2 separate regions of the Homo sapiens genome follow, and region 2 is linked to region 1. A link is a loop called in an ENCODE intact Hi-C map of the cell type or tissue named here. Cell type or tissue: endothelial cell of umbilical vein. All regions are shown on one strand. Each heading gives the region's core, and the rest is flanking DNA. Links, peaks and the distances in the headings are about the cores only.

What was found. Hi-C counts contacts between places; a loop is a spot of excess contacts. Peaks named below come from ENCODE experiments on the same cell type or tissue, not always from the same donor. Only the 100,000 strongest peaks of a DNase experiment are listed, where the experiment ranks them.
Region 2: a loop joins it to region 1, with 2.1 times the contacts of the local background. A loop is called at or near these places in 1 of 110 quality-filtered maps.

Annotation. Positions count from the first base shown.
Region 1 is chr5:40,463,721-40,468,122 of GRCh38, forward strand. No RefSeq gene overlaps it. Among named protein-coding and RNA genes, the nearest start is that of PTGER4, 210 kb to the right of the region's middle. In endothelial cell of umbilical vein, for the core only: no CTCF peak of the experiment used is centred there; DNase peaks (open chromatin) are centred at 1,061 and 1,881.
Region 2 is chr5:40,520,039-40,524,440 of GRCh38, forward strand. No RefSeq gene overlaps it. Among named protein-coding and RNA genes, the nearest start is that of PTGER4, 160 kb to the right of the region's middle. In endothelial cell of umbilical vein, for the core only: no CTCF peak of the experiment used is centred there; a DNase peak (open chromatin) is centred at 1,713; H3K27me3 peaks cover 838 bases.

The sequences.
Region 1 (4,402 bases), core at 109-4,108:
GTTTTACTAAATTACCCAGTTTCAGGTATCCTGCTACGAGCAACAGATATCTGACTAAGACAGAAACTAAGACAAGAACTTTCTTCATACTTATTTTTTAGGTGGCCTGGAGAGTCAGATTTTATTTAAAAAGAGAAAATAATGGAGTTTTGAACCACATTTCCTTGATTCTAAAATACAATCTGTCAATTTTAATGTTTCTAAAATCAGGATACCTCTTTCATTGGGCATGTACCTTTGATATAGAAACTTTTCTTCTGAAGATATTATTAAATAGATAATATATCTTAAAATTTATTGTACCTTATAATTGAGTATAACAGTATGAAAAAATGATATGGGAATATTTGTGGTGATTTGTGAATACGCAGGACAGTTCATGGTAAGATTGATGAGCATACACTGTGGCTTCATTCCCACCTCCACCCTTTAAATACAAGCCTTCAAATAAGGAATTCCTGACAATACCTCCACACAGCCATGTGTTTATGATGAGATCCATCTCACACGTGAAGGATGGTGCATAAAAATATAAAATGATTTGAGCAATGCCAAGTATTGAAAAGCCAGAAGTATAACGTAGTGTTCTGACTTCATCTTACAGTAAGTAATTACCTTTTCCACCCCTACCTCCCATTTGTGTAATCAATTATCAACCTACCTTATGGCAAACAATGTAAAACATTTTCCCTCTTGTTTCAGTAAAGATAGAAATTCATGGAAGCAAATTTCAGGTCAACTGCTTGTATCATATTAGGAAACAGAATGCTGTTTTAAAAAAGGAGCATAATTCAGAGAGAAAAAGCAAGTATCACGATGGAAGGATTTGGGTTTTAACCCTGGCTTCTTCACCTGGGTTTATATAAGTGATTTAATTTTTCCTCGAATTCTTTTGACTGTCCCCAGCTAATAACATCCGAAAGAGAATAATAAAATACTGACTCACTTCCCAGAGATATTTTAACCAGAGATGAGTAATATTTTCAAAGGTTTTTCACTGCTACTCTTAAAGCGTATTTCAAAATCAAAATAGCATAATTTTCTTCAAGCTCTTGCTTCTACAAAAGCATAATGCTCTTGTGTTTAATAGCTTAATCAGAGACAAAACTAAATTTGAGAAGATGGGGAAAGAAGAATAGAGTATGTAGTAAAGAAAATAGCTGCAGAAGCCAGATTTGTAAGCTCAAATAAATAATCTATTGTCAACCATGAGCTACTTCAAGCAGTAAGCTTCCCTTCAAATATAAAACTTCTTAACTACCCCTCACAGTGCACCTGGAATGTCAGTGATGGTAGAGTTCACAGATTCAAAGCTTAGTAGCTGCCTAGATCTGAAAAACAAGGCTTTCATCTTTAAGAATGTTCCAATAATTGTTTTTGAGAAGCTCAGAGTGAAGGGCAAATAGCTACAAACAACGGGCAGTTACCTTGTGATCACATTGAAGCCATTAACGTAAATAAATATTCTTTCCCTGAGGAAACACGTGGAGAACAATCATGATTGGGTTGTCTTCATAAAGGGAAAAAGCCCTAATTGTAAATCGAGTAGCTATCAGTAGATCAATATCAGATTCAATCATGGAAACACTTCTGAATTCAAGTGGAAGTAACCTTGACAAAAATCAAGCCTATTTGATGTGAAGGGAAAAATTTGAAAGCTCACAGCACACATAAATGCTCTTTCTTCTTAATTACCAGTGTTTCCAGAAGTACATTTGGTCTAGTTAGCATAACTTACCTGGAATTGCTAAACTACCCTACTGGATACATGTCAGCTTCCCAGAAGAGTCCCTACCTGATAATATGATATGATATAAAATTAAAGTTTATTGTTTGAGGCAGCTTTATGGTTTTCCAGTAGTACTTCCCTCATCAACCAGAGGAAACGCTCCTTGAAGTAATATTGCTGGAGACTTCCTCTGCATAACAAGAATCTTGGCTTCCACCAAGTCCCCTTATCTTAACCTAAGCACTTCTTTCTGCTGATTTCAACTCTTTAGGCAAAACTTAACTCTTTCAACCAATTGCCAGTCAGGAAATCTTTGAATCCATCTGTGACCTGAAAGGCCCCACTTCATCCCACCTTTCCAGACTGAACCAATGTACACCTTACATGAATTGATGATGTCTGCCTGTAACTTCTGCCCCCTCTAAAATGTATAAAATCAAGCTGTGACCCAACCACCTTGGGCGCTTGTTCTCAGGGCCTCCTGAGGCTGTGTTATGGGCATGTATATAACCTTGGTAAAATAAACTTCAAATTTGGGGAAAAAAAGTGTCTACAGAAGTAAAAAAGTCTGCCTGCTCTATCTCAAATGTATCTCTCTCTCTCTCCCTCTCTCTTTCTCTCTCTCTCTCTCTCACACACACACATTCATGCCTTCTCACACTTGATGATTAACAAAGATTGATAGACTCAATCAATAGTACTATTTCCCTAATAAATATAGGAGATTTTTTTCTCTATTTTATCACAAAATAACTCAAAAAATAGTGAAAAAAAATTATGAAAGGAATGAAGATGTTACACTAGAAACCACTTAATGCAAAAGAAAGTGGTAAAGCAGAAAAACAGGAACATAAAAGACATGAGACAAAGAAAATGAAGCATAAAATAGCAAATGTAAACCCAGTTATATGAACAATTGAATGAAATGTGAATGAATTAAAGAACTCAAAATCAGAGATTATTAGACTATATAAAAACAAGATCCAACTACATGCTATCTACAGAAGAACCTTGTCTAGGTTCAAAGACAAAATGTTAGAAGTAAAAGGATGTAAAATATATATATTGTGCAAACAGCAAACACAAGAAAGCTGGAGTAGTTACACTAATATTATTCCAAACAGACTTTAGAACAAAAATTAATTACTCAAAATAAAGATAGACATTTTATAATAATAAAATGGTCCATCCAGGAGAAAGTTATGAAATTGATAAACATACAGACATTTAACAACAGAGCTTCAAATTATATAAAGCAAAAGCTGATAAAATCAAGGAGAAATTAGGTGATTCAACAATAATAGCTATTTCTTTCTAGAAAAGTAGAAAAACTAGAGAGAAGATTTTAAAATAAATGGAAAATTTGAACATTATAAGAAACTAGACCTAACAAACATCTATAGAATGCTGTAAAGAACAGCAGCAGAATACACATTTTTTCTAAGCACACACAGAAATTTCTTCAGAATTCACCGTATGTTAGATGATAAAGCAAGTCTTGATAAACTTAAATGACTGAAATTATGCAAAATGCACACACCAACCATAATAGCATGTGATTAGAAACCAATAGCAAAAAGAAATTTGGAAAACTTGTGAATATGAGGAAATTAACATCTTTCTGAATAGTCAGTGGCTCAAAGTTAAAAATCACAATAGAAATTTTAAAATCTTTGAGATGAATGAAAATAAAAGCATGACATCAAAATTTATGGGACACTGCTAACGCAGGACTTAGAGAAAAATTTATAGATGGAAATGCCTATATTTAAAAAGTGGGACAATCTCAAAATCAGTAACCAAACCTTCACCTTAAAGCACTGAAAACAGAACAAGTCGAGCCCATTTAAGCAGAAGGAAGAAAATAATAAACTTTTGACTGGAAATTAAGGGGAACAGAAAAGCAAAAGAGAAAATAAATAAAACCAAAAATTTGTCCTCTGAAAGGATTAGAAAATATTGACAAACTTTTAGCTATACTGACTAAGAAAAAATAAGAGAAGACCCAAACTACTAAAATAAAAAATGAAAGAGGAAACATCATTGTCAACCTCACAAAATTTAAAAGAATTATAAAGAAATACTCTCAACTAATGACAACAAATTAAATAATTTAAGTCAAATGGACACAATTTTAGAAGTAAAACTGTCTCAGGAAAAAAAGAATTCTGAATGGACCTATAAAAAGTAAGGAAATTACATTAATAATTTTAAAACTTCCATAATGAAAACCTAAACACATATGGATTCACAGTTGAATTCTACTATTTAAAGAAGAATTAATATCAATTTTTTACAAATTGTTACAAAAAGGGAAAGGAAATATTTCCCAAATAATACTATATGTCCAGTGTTATCCTAATAACAAAACCAGACAAAAACATTACAAGAAAAGAAAAACACAGATCAATATATCCTATGTATATAAACTCAGAAATCTTCAACAAAATGCTGTCATATCAAATCCAGCAACATATAAAAAGGATTATACACCATGATCAAGAGAATTTATCCCCAGAATGAAAGATTAGTTTAACATACTTCTTATCAATAAAATAAAGAACAAACTTACATGACCATCTTAGTAAATGCAGAAAAAGCATTTGACAAAATTTAACCTACTTTCCCTTTTAAAAAACTCAACACACTGAATAGAAGAAACCTCATCAACCT
Region 2 (4,402 bases), core at 210-4,209, 56 kb after region 1:
TGAATTATTATGTTTCTTAGAATTGAACATTTCACAAATGGATCCAAGATGGCCTTTTATGGATTGAAATAGTTCTAAACCGTACATTATCAATAGCAACAAAATAAATCACCAGGATGTGAATAAAATATTGATTATATATTCCTTTCCTCCATTAATTTGAACTTTACATCTAGTATTTCAATTTTTCTGTAATGAGATACCATTATATCTACATTGATTATAGCCTAGAAATGTTTTCAGTTAAAATTTCGAAGTAAAAAGTTTTTTGTTTCAGGAAAAGTGGGCTGAAAACAAAATATAAGGTAACATTTCAAAATAATTTGTATGATGTCAATGGCTTAACAGTGGTTATTTCATGAACTCAGAAAAATCTTATTGGAAAAGTATTCATCTTATGAACACATATAGCTGAGAAAATAGAGTTTAGGCTGACTTGCAGCATTAGGTCTTGATACAATTTAAATAAAGAACTTGAAAACATTCATAACACTTATGTCAGCCTACAGAGAAAGGTACTTACTTAACTCATGTTCTCCCACTTAGGCCATGTGAACAGACTCTTTTACATAATGTGATTGTAGTCAAAGGTCCTCAAACATCATTATTATCATCCTCATGGTTATCATCACCCTTACCGCCATTGTGTACCCAACTGCAAGGTAGCATAGGGACATCAAATCTTAGCATTTTCAAGGGGTTAATTTTAAAGAAAGAGAGTGTAAATGTCAAACACAGTTTTAAAACTAGAAGGAAGGAACTGTCAGTGGATCAAAGCTGAGGTTAGTTCCCAGAGTCCAGTTAGATATATTAAGAGTTAAATGAGAGACGCACTGACACTAGGTCATGGTCCTGTTTCTTGACTTTTGAACCACTGCTTTTTCATGGCTTTTATCAACAATAACAGGATACAAAGTGCTAAAAGTGTGGGAAGATATTTACATTTAAGGAGAACAAAAAAACATGACACTGATGGTTTAAAAAAAGTCACATGGAAGAAAAATGAGAGAGAAAGTCATAACAAAGGGCTGGACTTGAAGTTAAATCCCTATTAGGTCCTGTAAAATGCTGAACACATTAGGTTAAATATTTACTCTTCAAACCAAGCTTTTGTGGTGTAGATACCATTTATTCTATTTTACAGATAGGAGGTGTTGGGCTCGGAAAGTTTAAGCAACATGCCCAAGATCACCCAGCTGGGAGTAGTGAGGCAGAATTAAACACCAAGCTCAACTGATGCAAAGATTGTTCTACTACAGATGATTCTCAAACCTAGCTCATGTTACTATCACCTAGGGATCTCTGAAGAAGTACCTCTGCCTGGGCACCACTCAGGATCAATTGAACTAGAATCTGTAAGGGAGTCAAACATCCGTACTTTTAGAAAGCCCTTTATACAATTATGATGTGTAGCCAAGGTTGAAAACACTGAACTAACAGAAGGCTACCGAAATGGTGTGAATTAGGGAGCAGTGAAAAGGCCACCTGTCCAGGACACAAAGTAACCAATATTTCCATAGACTCTATTGACAGAGTTCCTGTAACAGCCAAAACAAATATTTTTGGCAGAAGCATATCAACAGATGATTCTTTTCAGCATGTTTACAGCTAATTCATAGCCCAGAAAGGAGGTTGAAAAACAATGATAAGTGGATATAACTTCCTAATAAAAACTTAGAATTGCATAGATATTTCCTGTAGGAAATATCAAAGTTAATTGAGGCATAAGAATTCACTTAAAAGGCCACTGCAAAAAAAAAAATAAACAAAGCTTAAAATTTGCACTTTCACTTTGCAATAAGTCCTCGTTGCTTTTCAGAATAGTTTGGTATCTAAAACCTTGAGAAATGTAAGGAATAAGTTCAAGAGAGAGGTCAAGCTGGAGTCTTATAACAAGCATATAGAGATCATTTCAAGATTGGAAATTGAGGGCATCACTTAGAAAGGATAATAATAAAAGAGAAGTGTGCCTAAGATTGAAACTTAAGTACTTAAGAGACTCTTAAGAAGGAGTGGCAGGAAGGTACAAGGAAAACAGGATGACATAAGGACTTGAAGTTAACAGAGTACAAGATTTCCAAATGTGGGAAACAACTGTTCAGACACTGTTGAGAAATCAAGAAGGATGAAGACAGAGGAGCATCTATTGCATTTGGCAATATGGATGTCAACAGTGACCAGTGACACTTTGCTGTCCACTGTATTGTACATGTATTATTATACCTCATTGGTGTTCTGCCAAGAAATTATAACTCCTATTGTGTCTGATGGCTAAATAAGTTGGAAATCCTAACTTAGATGACTTTTACAACCTACAATTTTAAAGTTCCTTTTAGGAGAGCTAAACTTCAGTTATTTGGAGAGGGTTGGGGGCACAATTAGAATCAGAAAAGCTGAACTAGAGAAGAGAAATATGTATATTTAACATTTATCTTACCTATGTTGAAAAATATATCACTGGTATATTTCTAGTTATCTCTCTTAATTCAAAAACTTACACTGGTTTCCCAGTGAAGAAAAGTCTGGGACCCAATGGCTTCACTGCTAAATTTTACCAAATATTTAAAGAAGAACTAATACCAGTTTTACTCAAACTATTCCAAAAAATAGAGGAGGAGAGAATACTTCCAAACTCACTCTACGATGCCAATATTGCCCTGATACCGAAACCAGACAAAGACACATCAAGAAAAAAAAAAAAAAGAAGAAAGAAAGAAAAGAAAACTACAGGCCAATATCTGATAAATATTAATGCAAAAATCTTCAACAAAATACTTGCAAACCAAATTCAACAACGCATTAAAAATATCATTCATCGTGCCAAGTGGGATTTACCCTAGGGATGCAAGGATGGGTCAACATATGCAAATCAACCAATGTGATACACTATATCAACAGAATGAAGGACAAAAACCATATGATCATTTCAATTGGTGCTGAAATTTATCATTGAAGCGATGTTGAAATTCAACATCTCAAATCAATAAAAGTCATATACAATAGACTCACCACTAGTATCATACTAGATGGGGAAAACCTGAAAGCCTTTCCTCTAAGGTCTGGAACACAGCAAGGATGCTCATTGTCACCACTGTTATTCAACATAGTATCAAAAGTCCTAACTAAAGCAATCAGACAAGAGAAAGAAATAAAGAGCATCCAAATTGGAAAAGAAGAAGTCAAATTATCCTTGTTTGCAGATGATATGATTTTATATTTAGAAAAAGCTAAAGGCTCCACAAAAAACTGTTAGAACTGATAAACAAATTCAGTAAAGTTGCAAGAGACAAAATCAACATACAAAAACCAGTAGGATTTCTACATGCCAACAGTGAACAATCTGAAAAAGAAATCAGGAAAACAATCCTATTGATTGTACAATAGCTACAGGCAAAATTAAATACCTAGGAATTAACTTGAACAGAGAAGTGAAAGATCTATACAATGAAAATTATAAAACACTGATGAAAGAAATTGAAGAGGATGCCAAAAATGGAAAGCTATTCCATGTTCATGGATTGGAAGAATCAATATTATTAAAATGTCCGTACTACCCAAAGCAATCTACAGATTCAATGCAATTCCTATCAAAATACCAATGACATTCTTCACAGAAATAGAAAAAGTAATCTGAAAATGTATATAGAACCACAAAAGATGCTGAAAAGCCAAAGCCATTCTGAGCAAAAACAACAAAACTGGAAGAATCATATTACCTGACTTCAAATTATACTACAGCACTATAGTAACCAAAACAGCATGGTGCTGGGATAAAAACAAACACATAGACCAGTGTAACAGAATACAGAACCCCAAAATAAATCCATACATTTTTGTTAAAGCTGCGAAGAACATACATTGGGAAAAGACAGTCTCTTCAATAAATGGTGCTGGGAAAACTGAATATCCACATGCAGAAGAATGAAACTAGACCCCTATCTCTCACCATATACAAAAATCAAATCGAAATGGATTAAAGACTTAAATCTAAGACCTCAAACTACGAAACTACTACAAGAAAACATTGAGGAAAATTTCTAGGACATTGGTCTGGGCAAAGAGTTATTGAGTAATATCCCAAAAGCACAGCAACCAAAGCAAAAATGGACAAATGGAATTACATCAAGTTTAAAAGCTTCTTCATAACAAACAATAAACAAAGTGAAGAGACAACCAACAGAATGGGAGAAAATATTTGCAAACTTTCCATCTGACAAGGGATTAATAACCAGAATACATAAGGAGCTCAAACAACTTAGAAGAAAACCAAATAATCTGATTTTTAAATGGGCAAAAATTCTGAGTAGACATTTCTCAAAAGAAGAGATGTAAATGGCCAACAGGAATATAAAAAGTTGCACTGCATCACTGATCATCAGGGAAATGCATATCAAAACTACAA